Linked DNA regions of Homo sapiens: region 1 is linked to region 2. The links are chromatin loops, found by intact Hi-C in ENCODE. Cell type or tissue: Panc1. All regions are shown on one strand. Links, peaks and the distances in the headings refer to the core of each region. The heading gives the core; the rest is flanking DNA.

Region 1 (10,588 bases), core at 4,240-6,739, 640 kb before region 2:
TGAAATCTTTTTCTCCCATGAAATTAAAAAAATATATTTTGCACTTTAATTCTCATAGTTAGCAAAAGTTTGTGAATTAGACAATCTTCCACACTGCTGTTGTGAGTGTACATTTCTGGAGGACAATTTGGCAGTTTATATCAAGACCCAGACTTTCAATGTACGTGACATTTTCTAATTTATGTATTATTATAATTTTTATTTAATTAATTAATTTTTTTGAGACAAAGTCTCACTCCAGCCCAGGCTGGAGTGCAGTGGCACAGTCTCAACTCGCTGAAACCTCTGCCTCTCAGGTTCAAGCTATTCTCCCGCCTCAGCCTCCTGAGTAGCTGGGATTACAGGTGCACGCCATCACGCCGAGCTGATTTTTGTATTTTTAGTAGAGATGGGGTTTCACCATGTTGGCCAGGCTGGTCTTGAACTTCTGACCTCAGGTGATCCGCCTGCCTAGCCCTCCCAAAGTGCTGGGATTACAGGTGTGAGCCACCGTGCCTGCCCTATTTATTTTTATTTTATTTTTTTGAGACAGGATTTTTATTTTCTTTTTTTTGAGACAGGCTGAAGTGCAGTGGTGTGATCTTGCCTCACTGCAGCCTCGACCTTAGAAGTGTATTCTAAGAAAATAACCAGAAATAAAAGCAAAACATGTGTATAACAGTGTTTCTTATGAGATTATTTACAATAAGAGCAACTGTCCAAATAGAATATTGTATAGTCATTATGAAGTGTTTTTAGAAAACATGTAATGACCAATAAAAATACAGTAAAACCTGGCAAAAACTTTTTCCTAAGATAATGCAAATTCAGTTTGGCTACCATCCTCACCAGATCCCCTTCGCTAATGGGGTGCACTAAAGAAAGCTCTTATCTTCTAGGATGTGGGGAATGCAGAAAGAGGACAAGGCGAGTCGGGGAAAACAGAAATCCCTTCTAGAAAGCAAGGAAGCAAGGAGTTCTGCCCCAGGGTTCTCCTAGCTCCAAGAGATTACAAGCCTTGCCACTGCGGTCCTGGAGGTCCTGTCAACCCCGAACCCAGAATCACCTCCACTGATAGGTGGTGGAGATAAATGCCACCAGGGGCCTCAAACTGGAGCCAGGACCTGGTTGGATCTGGACATTGCAGAAATTCTGGCTGACCACCTGCATAAGCCAACCCAGATATTTCGTTAACTTTGTAGGAATGTGACCATGAATTTTGTGATTAATTTTTTAAATGTTTTCTATTATGTAAAAAAAAAAAAGCAAGATAGAAAACTTTATGGGCCTGCCTTGGTGGCTCATGTCTGTAAGCTCAGTACTTTGGGGGGCCAAGGCAGGCAGATCGCTCAGATCGCTTGAGCTCAGGAGTTCAAGACCAGCCTGAGCAACACGGTGAAACCCTGTCTCTACAAACAAACCAACAAACAAAAAAAATTAGCTGGGTGCGGTAGTGTGCACCTGTAGTCCCAGCTACCTGGGGGGCTGAGGCAGGAGGATAGCTTGAACCCAGGAGGCTGAGGCTGCGGTGAGCTGAGATCACACCACTGCACTTCAGCCTGGGTGACAAAGTGAGACCCTGTCTCAAAAAAATAAAATAAAATAATAAATAAATAAGAAAACTTCACGTACATTTGCTCCTACTTCAGCAAAACAAATAAACAAGCAAACTCTCTTTCTCTACATATATGTGAAAAGAATATATTTTAAAATGTTATTAGTGATTGCCTCTGATTAGTGGGCTATGGGTAATTTTATTTTTTAAAAATTTATCCTTATTTATTTATTTATTTCACTCGAGATGGGGGTCTTGCTATGTTGCCCAGGCTGGTCTTGAACCCCTGGGCTTAAAAAATCCTCCCACCTTGGCATCCCAAAGTGTTAGAATTACAGGCATAAGCTACCACCCCCGACCTGGCTATGGGTAATTTTAATATTTTTATTTTAATATTTTTATTATGCTTTTCTGCATTTTCCAAAAAAAATTTTTTTTTCTTTTTCTGTCGAGACAGGGTCTCTCTCTGTCACCCAGGCTGGAGTCCAAGCAAGCTGGAGTGCTGTGGCACAATCATGGCTCACTGCAGCCTCGACATCCTGTGCTCAAGTGATCCTCCTGCCTCAGCCTCCCAACTACAGGCATGTGGGACCAACCCAGCTATTTTTAAAATTTTTTCGTAGAGATAGGGCCTCCTTATGTTGCCCAGGCTGGTCTTGAACTCCCAGGCTCAAGAAGTCCTCCTGCCTTGGCCCCACAAAGTGCTGGGATTACAGGTGCAAGCCACCACACCCAGCCCAAATTTTTCTATACTGCACGTGTATTACTTTTATAATATGAACAAGAAAAAATATACAAAAGAACATTGAAGGCTGGGCATGGTGGCTTACGCCTGTAATCCCAGCACTTTAGGAGGCAGAGGCAGGTCGATCACCTGAGGTCAGGAGTTCGAGACCAGCCTGGCCAACATGGCGAAACCCTGTCTCTACTAAAAATACAAAAAAATTAGTCGGGTGTGGTGGCAGGTGCCTGTAGTCCCAGCTACTTGGGAGGCTGAGGCAGGAGAATTGCTTGAACCTGGGAGGCAGAGGTTGCAGTGAGCTGAGATGGTGCCATTGCACTCCAGCCTGGGAGGCAGAGGTTGCAGTGAGCTGAGATGGTGCCATTGCACTCCAGCCTGGGAGGCAGAGGTTGCAGTGAGCTGAGATGGTGCCATTGCACTCCAGCCTGGGAGGCAGAGGTTGCAGTGAGCTGAGATGGTGCCATTGCACTCCAGCCTGGGAGGCAGAGGTTGCAGTGAGCTGAGATGGTGCCATTGCACTCCAGCCTGGGAGACAGAGCGAGACACCTCAAACAACAACAACAACAACAACAAAGAATATTGAGAGAAAGTTTTTTCTTTTTTAAAAGTGGAGACAGGGTCTTGCTATATTCCCAAGGCTGGTCTCAAACTCCTGGCTTCCAGTGCTCCTCCTTGCCTTGGCCTCCCAAAGCGCTGGGATTAGAGGCGTGAGTCACCATGCCTGGCCAAGTTGTTTCTTTTTTAACTCTGAGATCTACATACAAATATATGGTTCACAACAGAGAAGTCCTTATTCAACCGAGCTAATTAAATTCATATGTTCTCCTTTTATTGGCTGACTATTACAGAATACTTTTTCCTCAGAGTGACATCTTAAAACTATATTGAATAAGATGTCAGCCAGCATCTGCTTTAGATATTATTGAGTGGAATCTTGGAAAAAGTATGTTAACAGATTTAGAAAGGATTTCACGAAGTCTGAAAATGTGATCCCTGTTTCAAGTTCAATGTAACATTTCATTAAGTATACCATTGTGAGGCTGGGCGCGGTGGCTCACGCCTGTAATCCCAGCACTTTGGGAGGCCGAGGCGGGCAGATCATGAGGTCAGGCGTTCGAGACCATCCTGGCTAACACGGTGAAACCTCGTCTCTACTAAAAATACAAAAAAAATTAGCCAGGTGTGATGGTGGCACACGCCTGTAGTCCCAGCTACTCGGTAGGCTGAGGCAGGAGAATTGCTTGAACCTGGGAGGCGGAGGTTGCAGTGACCTGAGATCGCACCCCGCACTCCAACCTGGATGACAGAGCGAGACTCCATCTCAAAAAAAAAAAAAAAAGTATATGGGTATAAAATATACATATACTTTTCCACTCTTCCAATTTCATTATTTCCCAGCAAAGAATCATTCAGGATCTGCCTGCAAATGGCAAATGATGTAGCACTTTTGTGGTCTGAAGACTCTTTTCTAGGAGGTAGAAGTGGGATTTCGCTTCTGCTAGAACTTAATTACCCCAATTAGGCCTGGACTCTGCCTCCTGCACAGGGGTGGAAGGGGGCTCTTAGAAAGGTCCTACTTATGGGATGAGCCCACCCAGCTCAGGCCATTCTCTGAGGCAAACTCTGCCCACCGGAGGCTTTCCTCCCCCATAGCCTTTATAACTTGAGGCTCCGGAAGGAAGAACAAAATGTGGAAACTGATGCGATGCCAAGCGATTTCTCATGATTTTTTCTGCAGCTGGGTTCTTCATTTTTCTTCACTTTTACTGAAACATTTTTTGTGTGTGCCATCTGGACTGAGAGAATTTGGTCTCACAGTTGTCATAGATGGATGAATTGAGGCAAAATCAAATTTCTGCTTGAGAACTTGCCAGTGATGGGAGGAGGGCTCCTGATGAGGAGGAGGGTGATTCTGAGGCCTTGGGGGCTGGAGAGAGTTCCTTTGCACATATTTGCTTTGTGGGAGTTGGGTAGGTAAAGGCCACAGAGTATATTGACTTATTAACTTATTTAAATTACTTTATTTGTGAATGAGTGATGGTACAAGCTAACGTGATGAAAAATGCATCTCATTCTCGTGTGCCCTGGCCACCCAGTTTCTCTTCTCAGTGGCCAAGACAATTTCTTGTGTATCTCTTTGGAAATACTTTCTCTGTCAGGTTTTTGTTTTTTATTCTTAAAATTTATTATTTATTTATTTTTTGAGACAGGGTCTCGTTCTTTGCCCAGGCCAGAGTGCAGTGGTACCACCTTAGCTCATTGCAGCCTCAAACTCCTGGGCTCAAGTAATCCTTCTGCCTCAGCCGCCCAAAGTGCTGGGATTACAAGTGTGAGCCACCCCCGGCCAGTTTTGGTTTTTTAAACACAAAGTACCATGCTGTACACACAGTTATGTATCTTGCTTTTTTCACTTAAGAATTTATCTTGGATTTTCCCCTGTAGGATAGATTATGTTCCTTTACTCTTTTTAATGACTTCATAATATTTCATGATATGACAGTGCTGCAACAAATCCCTGAACATACATTATTCTGCATTTGTAGAAATTTATCTGTAGGTTAAATTCTTTTTTTTTTTTTGTCACCCAGGCTGGAGTGCAGTGGCATGATCTCGGTCCACTGCAACCTCTGCCTCCTGGGTTCAAGCAATTCTCCTGTCTCAGCCTCCCAAGTAGCTGGGATTACAGGCATGTGCCACCATGCCTGGCTAATTTTTGTATTTTTAGTAGAGACAACGTTTCACCATGTTGGCCAGGCTGGTCTCAAACTCCTGACCTCAGGCGATCTGCCCGCCTCGGCCTCCCAAAGTGCTAGGATTACAGGCATGAGCCACTGCGCTCGGCCAGGTTAAATTCTTAAAATAAGGAGAATGTGCATTTTTAATACTGAGAGATGTCAAATTCCTTTCCATAATCCCATCAGCATCGACGAGAAAGACTTTTCTTGCATCCTTGCCAATACAAGGGAGACACCAAATTTAAATTCTGGCAAAAGAGATTAAGAGTTGCTTCTTTCTTTTATTTCAAACACCACAGGATGCTTAGAGGTAAGCATCCTATTATTCAATTTGCATCTGAAAACAGTCACAATTCTTTCTCTTTACATTTGTTTTCTGGTCTCAATGAGGGTTAAGAGAATTTGAGTGACTCTACAGGGGGAAAAAGGAAGTAACAGTCAAAGAAAATCATCGTGGTTTATTAGCTTTATAAGGATTCCAAAATGCAGGGCTTTTTACATTCAGCACGAGTTGTTTTTGTTTTCCTGACAGTGAGCGCGTAAGGTCCCAGTGGCCAGCAGGGGGCAGCACGTCCACACAGAGAGTCCGGCTGGGACGCCACCAGCTGATTGAACATGCTGCAGCTACTGGACCTAGGACCTCATCAGTCAGAAATGCAAACTCACTTTGGTACCTTCACTGCCTTCTCATGATTGGCAGTGAAGAACAAAGCTCCACTGAAAGACCCGGATAAATGGAAATATTCCATTTATGCCAACCAAGTGCAGGGTGGCACAGAATTAAGAGGGAAAAGAGGGCCGGGCGCGGTGGCTCACACCCAAATCCCAGCATTTTGGGAGGCCAAGGCGGGCAGATCACAAGGTGAGGAGTTCCAGACCAGCCTGACCAACATGGTGAAACCCCGTCTCTACTAAAAATACAAAAATTAGCCGGGCGTAGTGGCGCGCGCCTGTAGTCCCAGCTACTCAGGAGGCTGAGGCAGGAGAATCACTTGAACCTGGAAGGCGAAGGTTGCAATGAGCCGAGATCACGCCACTGCACTACAGCCTGGGCGACAGAGTGAGACTCCATCTCAAAAAAAAAGAGTATTATGAACACAACTAAGAATTGCATCATGTTGTAGAACAGAATTTATATTAAATATTTGATTATTCCAGCCACTATTTGTGCTATAAAGCACAGATGGAACACCTTTATTGGATTCACATTATATTTCATACCTATTTTGCCAAAAGTGCTAAAAATGTCAAATAATTAACCCCTGTGTCTTCTGTTCCTCTAGAAACAGGATTTACTATTTTATCTTAAAAAGCAAATTAACCTGTTTCCTTAATATTAGTCCATTCAACCAGCAAGGACTGATTGCATGCCAGGTGCAGTGGATATTGGGTAGGCAAGACATAGTCTCTCGGGAGGCTAAGACAGGAGAATGGCTTGAACCAGGGAAGTGAAGGTTGCAATGAGCCACTGCACTCCGTCCTGAGTGACGGAGTGAGGCCCTGTCTACAAAAAAAAAAAAAAAAAAAGAGAAAGTGGTGGTGCAGGATTCAAATCCATATTTGACCCCAGAATCCACTATGTGCTATGCCAGTCTGGTCTCAGGTCTGCCCTTAGAAATTGTAGGCATTTTCCGGGCACGGTGGCTCATGCATGCAATCCCAGCACTTTGGGAGACTGAGGCGGGCGGATCACCTGAGGCCAGGAGTTCGAGACCAGCCTGGTCAACATGGTGAAACCCTGTCTCTACTAAAAAAATATAAAAATTAGCCAGGCATGGTGGCAGGCACCTGTAATCCCAGCTACTTGGGAGGCTGAGGCAGGAGAATCGCTTGAACCTGGGAGGCAGAGGTTGCAGTGAGCCGAGATCGTGCCATTGCACTCCAGCCTGGGAAACAAGAGCAAGACTTCGTCTCCAAAAAAAAAAAAAAAAGAAAAGAAATTGTAAGCATTGCTCCTCCCTCAGTATTCTCAGAAGAGAACCAGCATCAAATGAGGGAGTTTTTCATACTATCTCATGAAAGCTATGAAAACTGAAAGTTATAACTTTCCACACATACATCAATTTATGCAATCAATCTGTTTCAAAATCATTCTATACCACACTTTCTCTATAAAATGGAAATTGGCCATGTGTCTCAACAAAAAGTTCAGGATAACTGGTAAGAGTCTCAATTTGTTAGTGGCGTGAGTTATTATTGGCTAAGGTTTTTTTTTTTTTTTTTGAGACAGAGTCTTGCTCTGTCATCCAGGCTGGAGTGCAGTGGCACGATCTTGGGTCACTGCAACCTCCGCCTTCTGGGTTCAAGCGATTCTCCTGCCTCAGCCTCCCGAGTAGCTGGGACTACAGGCGTGTGCCACCATGCCCAGGTAATTTTTTGTATTTTTAGTAGAGACGGGGTTTCATCATGTTAGCCAGGATGGTCTCGATCTCCTGACCATGTGATCTGCCTGCCTCGGCCTCCCAAAGTGCTGGGATTATAGGCGTGAGCCACTGCACCCAGCCGTGGCTCAGGTTTTATTAGCAAACAAACTATGAAAAACCAGGAGAAGTGGATAAAGAATAGGAAGAAAGAATCACAAGCCAAAAGAACTGCAAAGGAAAAATCAGGCAGTTTTCTTGAGTTTCTAGCTGTACAGGAAAAGGGTAGGGTGGAGACCTGTAAAGAGAAGTATCTTACCTGTGTTGGGCCTCCAGTTGTCAAAGTCCTGGGCAACACCCCCGGTAGGATGCCCAGGGGGAACTCCTGGGCAGAGGTGAAGGGCTTTGCTACGTGAATTATCCAGTCTCATTAGCTGGTGATGAAATGGTTCACAAAGCACAGATTCTGAGTGCCTTGCCAGTTTTGGGAATTATTTGGAGACTGATATTCTTTCACGTATCACACAGTGGCAGAGAAGGTAATTACCTTCTGGTTGCTGGCACCTTCAGTGGAAGAGCAAATATTAAGTGAGAGCTACTACTCTGAGGCAGGCAGTATTCTAACACTTATATATACAATAACTCTTTAATAACTAATTAGTAATGATGTTATTATCTCCATTTTATAGATGAAGGAACTGAGGCTTTTTGTCTCCAGCAAAATTAGCAGAGCCACGGTTTGAACTCTGGCAGTCTGTCTTTAGAGGCTGTCTTATCCTAGGAATACCACCAGTTAGTTCAACAAGCAGCTTGTGGAGGACATAGTATGTTCCTTGCCTTGGAACCCGGCACTCCTGAGTCACAAACAGTCCATTTTTTTCACCCGGAAAAGGAATGGAGAAGCTGGGCCAGACTATTTCTTTTTTCTTTTTTTTTTGAGACAGAGTTTTGCTCTTGTTGCCCAGGCTGGAATGCAATGGCCTGATCTCTGCTCACTGCAACCTCCACCTCTCAGGTTCAAGCTATTCTCCTGCCTCAGCCTCCCAAGTAGCTGGGATTACAGGTATGAGCAACCATGCATGGCTAATTTTGGATTTTTAGTAGAGACTAAATTTTAGTAGAGACTAGATTTTAGGTTTCACCATGTTGGTCAGGTTGGTCTGGAACTCCTGACCTCAGGTGATCAGCCCTCCTCAGCCTCCTAAAGTGCTGGGATTATAGGTGTGAGCCACCACGCCCGGCCAAAGTATTTCTATATAATGTGGTACACTGTTAAACAGGAAAGTCCACTGGTGCTCGACAGAAATTCTTGTGTTCCCAAGCACATCTTAAACGTGCTTGGAAAGTTACTGAGCTAAAGTGACTGACCTTGAAGGCACAAACCAATTCAGTCACTATTCAGTCAACAAACCTACTGCAGATTTCATTGTCACTTTGCTTCCCTGAAACTTACTTTGTTTTAATGAGACTGCCACGCAAAAGTGAAATTTAGACAAATTTAGAATCTTACTACTCTGTGGTTTACTTTAAAGACCGAAAAATGCTTGGGCTAAACCTTAAATAAAAGTATTAAGTCTTGCAATTAAAAATTGAACCAAAAATACTAACGAGAGTGTTCTGCAAAACTGAAATTTAAACAAATTTACAACCATACTAGGTTTGGTCTCTGCTGTTTGCTTTAAAGACTGAAAAACACTTGGGCTAAACCTTCAATAAAAAGATTAAGTCTTGCAATTAAAATTTAAACTCAAAATACTCCACCAGTAAAATTACTTCAACTTTTGTTGTATGCTTGAAAGTTTTCACAATAAGATGGATAGGAAAAAAGTATTCCACCAAAATCTAAAGAGTGATGACGAATCTCCTCTTTGTGCCGGTTCATTAAATTGCCTAATGGCAACTACGGATAAGTAAATGCCTTTATCTCGAACGGTTCTGCTCTTTAAACGAATGACGGGCAACAGAGACCGAAAAAGTGTATCCCCAGGAATTCGAGAGGGACGGTGAATTGTAGTGGGACCGCCAGGAGGGGAGGTTCCTGCCCCCGAGTAGAACCTGGGAGCAGAGCCGCTCGGGGAGGGCGGTGGGGGCTTCAGGGCCGCGGAGGGGGTCCCCTCAGGGTGGGCCGTCTCCTCCTCGCCCGCCGCAGGCAGGAGCGCGGGGGACCGAAACCCTGTAGTTTGCAGCGTCAGGCAGCGGGTCTGCGCCCAGCGAGCGGCTCCCCAGCTCCTGGGAAGATGCGGACCCGGGACGCCCCCGTGAGCTCACTGCGCCTGGCTGACACGAGGCGCTCACAGAACAAAGCAAGGGCTTCGGGGAGGGCGCGGCCGCGGGGCCGAGCGCGCAGATCGCTCCGGACCCGGACACCGCCTGCGAGGAGCGCCGACCAGCCGGGAAGGGTTCGCGCTAGGCGGCGCCCGGGTCCCGTCGGCCAGGGTGAGCGTCCGGCCCGCGTCCGCGCCACGCCCGCCGCGTTCCCCTTTCCTCTGCGGCGGGCCGAGAGATAACCCTGCCCGAGGGGTCCCGGCGCCCGCCCCCCACGCGGTCGCACTGGAATTCGCAGCCCCTCTCGGGTCCCCGGGGCGCATTTTGCAGTCTGAGTGGCAATGCACTTGCTCCAGGACAGGCGGCTACCCCGCCGCAGCGGAGGCGCGGACTTTTCTTTTGGGGGGTAAGATGGCAGGTCCCGGGAAACAAAGGAAACTTGGGCCCGGCCCCCAGCGCGGCGTGTGTGGCTCGCGTGTGTGCCCCGGGTCCTGTGCCGGAGGCGCTGGGCGCCTGTGCCAGCCTGCCCGCAGCCCGCAGCCGGCGCGGGGATACCAGCCGGGTACCAGCAGCCGGCGGCGCCCGCCCACCTGCAGCGGCGCCCGCCCGGGGGGCTCCCGGCCCGCGAGGGCCGGAGCGGCGGTGGCAGTGGCGGCGGCGGCGGGGGCGCTGGGGAACCCGGAGCGGGGCGGGGAAGGCGGGGAGGCGGCGGGCGGCGGCGGAGGGGAGCCGGGGTGGGCGGGCGGCGCCACGTCACGGCTATTGTGGCTTTCCTGGTATATAAGGTCTCGCCGGCTCGCCGCGCTCCCCACCTTGCCTGCGCCCGCCCGGAGCCAGCGGTTCTCCAAGCACCCAGCATCCTGCTAGACGCGCCGCGCACCGACGGAGGGGACATGGGCAGAGCAATGGTGGCCAGGCTCGGGCTGGGGCTGCTGCTGCTGGCACTGCTCCT
Region 2 (10,893 bases), core at 4,111-6,610:
CATTTTAAAATAGAATTAAATGAGCTCATGTACCAGACATGGCTAGTTGCCAATACTCATTCTCCCTTCTTCAAAACATTACCCTGATTCTGTTTGAGGTGAGAACACTCTCTAACTAAAAGTACTTGATTTCCCAGCTTGTTTTCCAGATAGAGGTAGTCATTTGGCACAATCACGACCAGTTAGATGTGGGTGAACATCTGTGGCGAGGATTTGCTTCCTTGAATGGAATGGTAAACCTTTGAGAGGAGGAAGTCCTTGGCCTCCATCCTTTCTGTCTTCTTTTCGTCTTCCTTCCTGAGACATGAATGTTATGCCAAAGAAGCCAAACCCATCTTATGGCCCAGAGGATTGCAGGGCAGGAAGAAAGAAGCATTTGGAACAATGACGCTACCATGGGGCCACTACCCAAGCCCTAGACTTCTTGTAATGTGAACAACAACTAAAAATCTAATTTTGGTTGAGTTTTCTGCCACCTGCTGTCAAATTTCAAATACTATAAAGGTGCCCAAAGTGGGTGCCAAAAAAATGTTAGCAATTATGTGAGAGATTCCTAAAGATCAGGAAATACTTTAGGAAAGCTTTAATTAATTAATTAATTAACATGAAAAAGGGGAGTAAGTCTAATAGCAGGGAGGTAAAAACAATGATGTTATTAATATTTATTATTATTTTTTTTTAATAGAGACATAGTCTTCCTGTGCTGCCCAGGCTGGTCTTGAAGTCCTGGGCTCAAGCAATCCTCCATGCTTGGCCTCCCAAACTGTTGGGATTACAGGCATGAGCCACCACACCCAGCCAATAGTTATTATTATGGTTAATTTTTTGAGTGCTTACCATACACCAGGCACTGTGTAATATTGTATATATATATAAATATAAATATGCATATAACATACAGCACATATATAAACAGATGTTTATTTGTTATGTATATATAACATATGTATAATTTATTACTATAACAATACTATAGGGTTGCAACTATTGTTACCCCATTTCATAGGTGAGAAGAATAAAGCTTAGGAAGGTTAAATAAATGTGGCTACAGGCGCATGCCACCACACCTGGCTAAATTTTTGTATTTTTAGTGGGGACAGGGTTTTGCCATGTTGGTCAGAGTGGTCTTGAACTCCTGACCTCAGGTGTTCCACCTCCCTTGGCCTCCCAAAGTACTGGGATTACAGGCATGAGCTGCCACGCCTGGTCAAAACATCCTGCTTTTTAAATGAAGTATCAGATTAAGACATGTAGGCAAAAAAGCAATGTAGCAGCAATGCATGAAGAATAGGTTTATCTGTTAATCCCTAAATAGCTGGTATTTGAGTATCAGGAACTACAGAGACATCTAGAGGGGAAGAGGAAAGGTCTGAAACCGTGGCCAAGAGACGCAAAGCTATGCACTGCCCCTCAGAACTTCATGATGGCAAAGAACAGTTTATTGTGTTGAACTTTTGTTTACACTGATGTGTATATATTAAAATAAGACGTATTTGTTAAAGTGTGGTGGTGGTCAGGAGAATACACTTCACAGATCTTTACTGAGTGAGAGTGATTGATTGAGGGCCCAGGGACTGAGCATGCTGGAGATTAGAGGGCAGTCCTATTCCATGGGACTCCTCTGACTGATGACTTTGGCTTGAGACATCTAAAAATTTCTTGTTGCACCTACCTTAGGCTAAACTGGCTTCTATCCACCTGCTCCTTTGCTCCACTGACAGCTGGCTTTCCCAGCCCCTCCTCTCTCCCTACATTTTCCTTTTCTTTTTCTTTTTCTTTTTTTTTTTTGAGACCAAGTCTTGCTCTGTTGCCCAAGCTGGAGTGCAATGGTGTGATCTTGGGTCATTGCAACCTCAGCCCCCCGGAGTTCAAGTGATTCTCCTGCCTCAGCCTCCTGAGTAGCTGGGATTACAGCATGTGCCGCCATGCCCGGCTAATTTTTGTATTTTTAGTAGAGGCAGGTTTTCACCATACTGGTCAGGCTGGTCTTGAACTCCTGACGTCAGTTGATCCGCCCGCCTCCACCTCCCAAAGTGCTGGGATTACAGGCTTGAGCCACAGAGCCTGGCCTTCTTTTTTTTTTTTTTTTTTCAGGGATGTCCCCATGTTCCCTGGGCCAGTCTCAAACTCCTGGGCTCAAGCGATCCTTCTGCCTCAGCCTCTCAAAGTGCTAGGATTACAGGCGTGAGCCACCATGCCTGACCCCCCTACATTTTCTATCACAGAGACTTCTCCTAGAGAAATATTTGTAAATTTAATCCTGTCCTGGAGTCTGCTTCTGGGAGGACCCAGACTAACATGAGTGATAAATGTCTTCTTAAGAAAATGCCTCCAGTCTAGACTGCTCCCTCAAACTCTAGATCTCTTTAGATGTTACCATAAAATTCCATAAGGATACTTTGCAGGTAATCCCCCACCTTTTTAATAGACTTAGTTTTTCTTTTTTCTTTTTTTTTTTTTTTTAGACTTAGTTTTTCTAGAGCATTCTTAGGGTCATAAGAAATTTGAATAGAAGGTACAGAGACTTCCCATATATCCTCTGCCCCCACACAGGTATAGCCCCCCACTAACAACATTGCCCACCAGAGTGACATTAACCAACTTTGAGCTCTAGGGAACACATGCTAAAAATTTTCTTCTTATCAGTTTTATAATTTCTTTGTATCATTAATATTAATACTTCAGCAAACAACAATGCTTAGAGACAGTGATTCATGGGCTAATTTTAGACAGTCCTCACTACATAAATAAGGCCTGTAGTTTACAACTGATGAACCTACATTTACACATCATTATCACACAGTGCCCATAGCTTACCATAGGGTTCACTCTTGATGTTGTACAGTCTAGGGGTTTGGATAACTTATAATGACATATATCCACCATTCTAGTGTCATGCAGAGTAGTTTCACTGCCCTAAGAGTCACTGGTGCTTTGCCTGTTCATCCCTCCCTCCCTTCAACCCCTGATTTTTTTTTTTTTTTGAGATGGAGTCTCACTGTGTTGCCCAGGCTGGAGTGCAGCCATGTGATCTCAGCTTACTGCAACCTCTGCCACCCAGATTCAAGTGATTCTCTGGCCTCAGCCTCCTATGTAGCTGGGATTACAGGTGCCCACCACCACACCCAGATAATTTTAGTATTTTTAGTAGAGACAGAGTTTTGCCACATTGGCCAGCCTGGTCTTGAACTCCCAACCTCAGGAGATCCAACAGCTTCAGCCTCCCAAAGTACTGGGATTACAGGCGTGAGCCACCACACAGGGCAATCACTTGTCTTTTAAGTGTCTTTATAGTTTTACCATTTCCAGAATGTTGTGTAGTTGGGACCATACAGTATGTAGCCTTTTTGGGCTGGCTTTTTTCACTTAGCAACATACATTTAAGTTTCATTAAATGTCTTTTCATGACTTGATGGCACATTTCTTTTTAGTGATGAATAATATTCTATTTGTCTGTATGTACCATAGTTTATCCGTTCACCCACTGAAGGATATCTTGGTTGCCTCCAAGTTTTGGTATTTGTGAATAAAGCTTCTACAAACATCCATATGGATAGAAGTTTTTGTATGAACACAAGTTTTCAACTCCTTTGTGTAAATACCAAGGAGCCCAATTGCAGGATCAGATGGGAAGATTGTGTTTAGTTTTGTAAGAAGCCACCAAATTGTGTTCCAAAGTGGCTGTACCATTTTGCATTCCCACCAGCAATGAATGAGACTTCCTGTTGCTCACATCCTTGCAGGCGTTTGGTGTTGCTAGTGGGTAATCTCGTTTTGGCATTGGTCTTGGTTAACAGCCTGAACACTAACACCTCAGCCGCCCTCACAAACTCACCCAATCAGTCACTAAAGTCCTTGATTATTCCTCTTGAACATTTCTTCTTTCCACCCTCTTCTTCATCCCACTGCCTTGCCTTTGTCATCATTTCCCAGTTGACTGTGGTAGTTTTTCAATTGCTCCCATTGCCTCCAGAGACATCGCCAGTCAAAACACACTTTATGTTAGCTGGGTGTGCTGGTTTGGGCCTGTAGTCACAGCTATCTGGGACAGTCCTAACTACATAAATAAGGCCTGTAGGTTACAATCGATGAACCTGCATTTACACATCTATCATGCAGTGTCCATAGCTTACTACAGGGTTCATTCTTGGTGTCGTACAGTCTAGGGGTTTGGATAAATTTCTAATGACATGTATCTACCATTCTAGTATCATGCATAGTCATTTTATGCCCTAAAAATCCTTGGTGCTTTCAGGGAGGCTTGCTGCCTCAGGAGCCTGAGGCAGGAGGATCATTTGAGTCCAAGGCTACAGTGAGCTATGATCGCACCACTGCACTCCAGCCTGGGTGACAGAACAAGACCCTGTCTATTAAACAAACAAACACTCACTACGGTCTGAGAAAACTTCCAAAACCACACATCTGGTCATATCATGCCTTTGATTGAGACTTTCCGTGGATCCCCTCTGGTTACAGTGTCTTTAGAACCTTTTTAACATGACCCACTGGAATAAAAACATTCCACATCAGGACTCAATAAACACATTCTTATTCAAGATATGCACGTGTATGCATAATATATATAACTAAAGTAAAAGTTTTATGAAACAAACTTACTCCTGCTACTTGTGATGCACTTTGATATTTTCTATGTTATTCTATTCTGTTCTGTTCTACAAAATTTTATTTAACACAAGAAATTATTGCAAACCACTAAATTAATCTTACAATCTAGTAACAGATTATAACTAATAGTTTGAAAAACCTAGAGGTCTGGAAGATGAAGTCCAAATTCCTTTCCTTGGCTTCTGATCCTTCTCTTGATGTAAGGTTGGACAATAATTCCAGCTTCATTCATCTCACCGGTAAAACCACTGAATGCCTGCTATATGTCAGTTACAATGTGGGGAATTAAACAGTGAGTAATGAATGGCTCAGTGCCAACCAGAAAAGACAGTGCAGCATTCTGTGGGACACAGACCAGCAAAAGTCTATTACTATTCAATGATAAAATGAAGGTAAATACTGTTAAGACAGCACATAATAAGGCGATATTCTTGGGGGAAGTAGAGAGAGCTTCCCGGAAGAAACCTCTAAAGTGACATCTAACAGCTAAGTAGGAATTAATCAGGAAAAAGGGGTGGTGAGAGGTATTGTCCCAGGCAGAAGAAGTAGCCTGTTTATTGGAGGCAAAAGAGGGCATAAGGTTGTACCAGAAGGGTGAGCTTTTTGAAGACTAAAAAGTGATTCATTGTGGCGAGAGACTCAGAGCTCCGGGAGGCATAGGGTAGGAGATGCAGATGGAGAGGTAAAGAACGCCCCCTGGAGGATATTGAAGGCCACACTTCTCTTCCAGGCTTTCAGATTGCATCCCAGGGAGTCCAAGACTCCACAGAGGGGCCTCGGGGACAGAGGGAGAGTATCAGATGAAGGCCAAGCAGGCCAGACTTTCCTTACCACCTTCAACCTAAGTAGCAGCGGCACAAGCATCGTGGCATTTTACATGGACCCGTTTTGAAGACAGTGAAGAAAATAGAGTGGAAGAAGGCAAGACTGACAGCTGTGCCAAACTGGAAGAGTGGCAGCAAGAGGGTAAGAGGACAGGAGCGGGCAGAACTTAAAGTCAGGATAAAGAAAAGACAGCACTGGGGATTTAATTTTGAACAAATCCTCATATTTTACACCTTCCGTGTCTTTGTGTATTTTGTTCCCTCTGCCTAGAGCAGGATTCTTGACCTTATTTAATTATTCATTTTTTTCTTTTGCAATGCATATCTTAGACTGTCTGGGAAATCTAAGAATAATGTATTTAAAGGCATCAACATACACATTGCTACAAAGAAACCCCAATATGTTAATATATAGTTATCAAAATATTAGGAACACAAAGTTGTGTTATATTGTTTCCTTGTTAATGCAATAAATAATAAGGTCTTACAGTGAGCCTTGTAACTACTGTAATTTCAAAGTAGTGAATAGTAAATATTTCAAGGATCTGAATCAACTGCAATGTGAGTTGAATATATCTGTGATTCTATTGGTGACAAGTTACAAATATTGCCAATACTACTCCAGTTTGTGGCCTGAATTTATAATGGAAGGAAATGCTAAATTTCGAACTGGAGGTTACTGAAAATAAAGATGAAACTATTTTCCCAACCAAATCTTCAAATCCTTGAATTGGAACCATGAACCCCTTGGTTACAGCCCTGGCTTAAAAGCCCTTTCCTTCCTTGTCTACCTGTTATATTCATTTAACTTCTAAGGTTTATCTTACATGTTGCTGCTAGTTATTCTTGAAGCTAGATTCTGATGGCAGTTGTATGTAGTTTAATTACAGCCTGTGAGGGACTGCTGCGGTCCTTTGTTTGCTTGTCAGTTCTCTCCCACACTGGAATGTGAGTTCCCTGAAGGCAGAAATTATTTCTGATGTACCTTAGTATCCTGAGTATTTTGCACAGCCTTGCATCAAAAAGCCAATTGAATTAATGGACACACTGTTCCATGAGAACACTAATCACTTTAAATTGCTGGGTAGGGGTTGGAGTGTGGAGAAAATGATACTTTACTTGTATCTCTCTTTCAGTAATACAGAAACTTCATGTTATAGTCAGTGGATGAAAAGAATGTAAGAAAACTGCCTAGAATAAGGCAGTAAACAAAATAAGGGTGCATAAATGGTGGATAGAAGTGTGTGACAAGTAGAGCATGAAAGAATCCCATTGAAAAAAGAGTAGATTTGGCTGGGTGTGGTGGCTCACACCTGTAATCTCAGCACTTTGGGAGGCTGAGACAGGAGGATGGCTTGAGTCCAGGAGGTTGAAGCTGCAGTAAGCCATAATTACGCCACTGCACTGCAGCCTGGGTGACAGAGTGATACCCTGTCTCAAGAAAAAAAAATAAACATAAAAAAAATGCTGCTCGTCCTTAACATTCAAAGACAGCCTTTAGAAACTTATCTCTGCCAATTCTAACAATTAATATATGTAGGCAAATTATCCCACAGAAAGATCCTCAGCGTAACAGTTGTTGATAAAAGTGTCTATTAAATTTTAATTAGTACGTTTTAAAGTAAAAAGAGAAATCATCTAAATGTCCCACTCTATAATTAAATGTGAATTAGATTTTAGAATATTTTATTTAAAAAACACATTGCACCCTGAAAAGACACGAGGAAACTTAAATGCATAGTACTATGTAAAAGAAACCAATCTGAAAAGGTTATATAATGCCTAATTCCAACTGTATGACATTCTGGAAAAGACAAAACTGTGGAGACAGTAAAATGATAACTGATTGCCAGGAGTTAGGAAAGAGAGAGGTATAAATAGGCAGAGCACAGAAGATTCTTAAGCAATGAAACTCCTCCATATGATACTACAATTGTGGATACATGTCATACATTTGTGAGAACCTATGCAACATACAACACCAAGTGTGAACCATAATGTAAGCTGTGGACTTCAGGTGATAATTTTGTGTAAACGCAGTTTCATTGATTGTAGTAAATGTACCATTCTGGTGCAGAATGTCAATTGTGGGGGTGGTTGTGTGCGTGTGGGTGGGGGGATATAGAGGATATATGGGAACTCTCTCTACTTTTTGTTCTATTTTGCTGTGGACCTAAAACTGCCTTAAAAAAATGAAGTTTATTAATAAAAAAAAAAACATGTTGCCCCCTCTTTCAAGTTTATTGTGTAAAAACTTAAAAGTGTGAATCATATTTTTGTAAAGAATCTATGGAGCGATGGGTTTTGATACATACAACATATAGCCTATATATAATATAGTAACCATTTAAAAACTATGAAAAGAAATGCTTTTTTAAAAGTGCCATTTTAGTCAAGACTTTTGCTCCTTCTGAGCTTTTATGACACTTTTTCCCTTGACCACTCCTGCCTTGTGCTTTGCTACATCTCTTGTATAATGCTCTGTTTCCCAGTTTAGGTTGTAAGCAATTCCAAGGCAGATCTGTGACTTAGATCCCTGTATATTTCCCCCCAGCCCTGGGGAAAGGACATTTCTAGCAGAATGAACATGGTAAGCAAAGGCACAGGGATGTGAGGACCGAGCTCAGAGAGAGACCAGGGAGCCAGACAGCTGACGAGAGAGGAGCTGGAAAAGTGGATTCGGGTTAGATTTGGATTTTGTTCTGTAGGCAGTGAAGATTTAGTTTTTATAAAAATAGGGCAGGGGCATAATCAGAACTGTGCTAAAGAAGATTACTCTGGCAGCAGGTTGTAAAATGGATTGGCACAGGGGAGGAGAGGCATACAGTCTAGTGAAGGACATAAAAACAGCAGCTCCTATTTATTGAGAGCTTACTATGTGCCAAGCACTGCGATAAACGTTTTATGTGCATCATTTCACTTAATCCTCACAAGTCCACGAGGCAGGTGCTATCATTTTCCTTATTTTAGCTTGAGGAAAATGGAAAAGTGGAGGCTTGGAAAAGTTACATAAGAGCTAAGTTCTTGTGCATGCGACCTGTTCAGTTGCACAAGGCCTGGCACCGGCTTTCATGCTCTGCTGTCTCCATCTTGAGATTCTTAATTTTTAAACAAAGGGCCCTCGTTTTCATTTTGCCCTGGGCATCAGAAATTATGTAGCCAGTCCTGGTTAACTCATTTGTCTGTGGCCATATAGGTAATAGATGTCAGAGCAAGAATTTAAGAGTTCATATCTCAACCACTCTGCTCTGCTGCACAAGCCGATGATCCAAATCAAACCAATGAGAGAATGTGAGGGAAAGGGGATGGATTTGAAAGAGAATATGAGGCTGGGCGCGATGGCTCACGCCTGTAATCCCAGCACTTTGGGAGGCCGAGGAGGGCGGATCACGAGGTCAGGAGTTTGAGACCATCCTGGCTAACACAGTGAAACCCCGTCTCTACTAAAAATACAAAAAAAAATTAGCCGGGCGTGGTGATGGGCGCCTGTAGTCCCAGCTACTTGGGAGGCTGAGGCAGGAGAATGGCATGAACCTGGGAGGTGGAGCTTGCAGTGAGCCAAGATCGCGCCACTGCACTCCAGCCTGGGCAACAGAGTGAGACTCTGTCTCAAAAAAAAAAAAAAAAAAAAAAAGAGAATGTGAGTTAATATTCACAAGGTTTAGAAGCCTTTTTTTTTTGGAAATTAAAATAATTTTGTTGTGAGAACGTTTTTAGGATTTCACAAGATCTTTTACAATAACCAGATGTTTCCTACTGGGAAACACTATCTTTACATCTTTTTTTTTTTTTTTTTTTTTTTTTTTTTTTTTTTTTTTTTTTTTTTTTTTTTAGCAGAGTCTAGCTCTGTTGCCCAGGCTGGAGTCCAGTGATGCGATCTCAGCTTACTGCAACCTCTGCCTCCAGGGTTCAAGCAATTCTCCTACCTCAGCCTCCTGAGTAGCTGGGATTACAGGCACACACCACAATGCCCAGCTAATTTGTTTATTTGTAGAGACAGGGTTTTGCCATGTTGGCCAGGCTGCTCTCAAACTCCTGACCTCATGTGATCCACCTGCCTGGGCCTCCCAAAGTGCTGGAATTACATGCGTGAGCCACCGCACCTGGCCTATCTTTACCTCATTGAGGGTGCTGTTGGCTGGCCTTGCTGGCTGGGGAGCTCTGAGCTTTACCTCTGGTAGACAGTGACACCTGTTGACAACAACGCATTATTGCAAGAATCTATTTTACTATTTTAGAAATCAGGCTATTTTTATTTTTACTTTTTTTTTTTAAAGACTTGTCCTTCAGTTTTACACTTCCCAGATTATTTTTCTTTCTGATGTTCATTGAAAAAAACAGACTGAAAAACTGCCTGGCTGATTCATCCTAGACTTTATTAAGAGTTTTTTTTGTTTTTTTTTTTAAGAGACAGTGTCCCACTCTGTTGCCCAGGGTGGAGTGCAGTGGTGCAATCATAGCTCACTGTAGCCACAGACTCCTGGGCTCAAGGAATCTTCCCACTTCGGCCTCCTGAGTATCTAGGATTACAGGCAGGCACCATCATGCCCAGCTAATTTTAAAAATGTTTTGTAGTGATGGGATCTCATTGTGTTGACAAGGCTGGTATCAAACTCCTGATCTCAAGCAATTCTTCTGCCTTGGCCTTTCAAAGTACTGGGACTACAAGCGTGAGCCACCATACTGAGCCTGGAGCTTTTTACAGAAAAAAATTCATATGGAAACAGTAAAAAAATCTGATACAAAGATTTTTTTAAGACAATATTAATTTATAGGATGAAAAATTAGAACACAAATCCATAATAGTTATGAGTGTAGGCCAGGCACGGTGGCTCACGCCTGTAATCGTAGTCCTTTGGGAGGCCAAGGCGGGCGGATCACCAGGTCAGGAGATCGAGACCATCCTGGCTAGCATGGTGAAACCCCGTCTCTACTAAAAATACAAAAAATTAGCTGGGTATGGTGGCGGGCGCATGTAGTCCCAGCTACTCCGGAGGCTGAGGCAGAAGAATGGCATGAACCCGGAAGGCGGAGCTTGCAGTGAGCCGAGATCGCGCCACTGCACTCCAGCCTGGGCGACAGAGCGAGACTCCGTCTCAAAAAAAAAAAAAAAAAATAGTTTTGAGTGTATACGTATCTCTAAATAATATTTGGCATATTTCTTTAATTTAACCCTGTGGAATCCATCTGTGTAGACAGGTAGAGAAGATTCAGTAACTGGAGTTATACATATAGTGTCTTATAACACGCTATTTTTCAATGGAACCCTACATTTTATCTGTAACGGTGATAGAATTGCATACGGTGTTGTAGAGTTCACACGGTAGTCACAGAAAAGCTGCTCCAAATTGTGATTTTTAAAATATATACCGGCGTACCTTCAAGATATTGAGGGTTTGGTTTCAGACCATTGCAATAAAATAAAGAGTGCTAAAAAGTAACA

Evidence for each region. Hi-C counts contacts between places; a loop is a spot of excess contacts. Peaks named below come from ENCODE experiments on the same cell type or tissue, not always from the same donor. Only the 100,000 strongest peaks of a DNase experiment are listed, where the experiment ranks them.
Region 1: a loop joins it to region 2, with 4 times the contacts of the local background. A loop is called at or near these places in 66 of 110 quality-filtered maps.

The regions. Positions count from the first base shown.
Region 1 is chr6:106,974,588-106,985,175 of GRCh38, reverse strand. CD24 (CD24 molecule) reads left to right here and starts at 10,447. Exons shown (of 2, transcript NM_001359084.1): 1 at 10,447-10,588. The coding sequence starts at 10,530. RefSeq lists silencers at 9,686-9,905, 9,946-10,095. In Panc1, for the core only: a CTCF peak has its summit at 5,572 (motif pointing right); a DNase peak (open chromatin) is centred at 5,585; H3K27me3 peaks cover 191 bases.
Region 2 is chr6:106,333,949-106,344,841 of GRCh38, reverse strand. No RefSeq gene overlaps it. Among named protein-coding and RNA genes, the nearest start is that of ATG5, 14 kb to the right of the region's middle. In Panc1, for the core only: CTCF peaks have their summits at 5,110 and 5,335 (motif pointing left); a DNase peak (open chromatin) is centred at 5,321; H3K4me3 peaks cover 256 bases.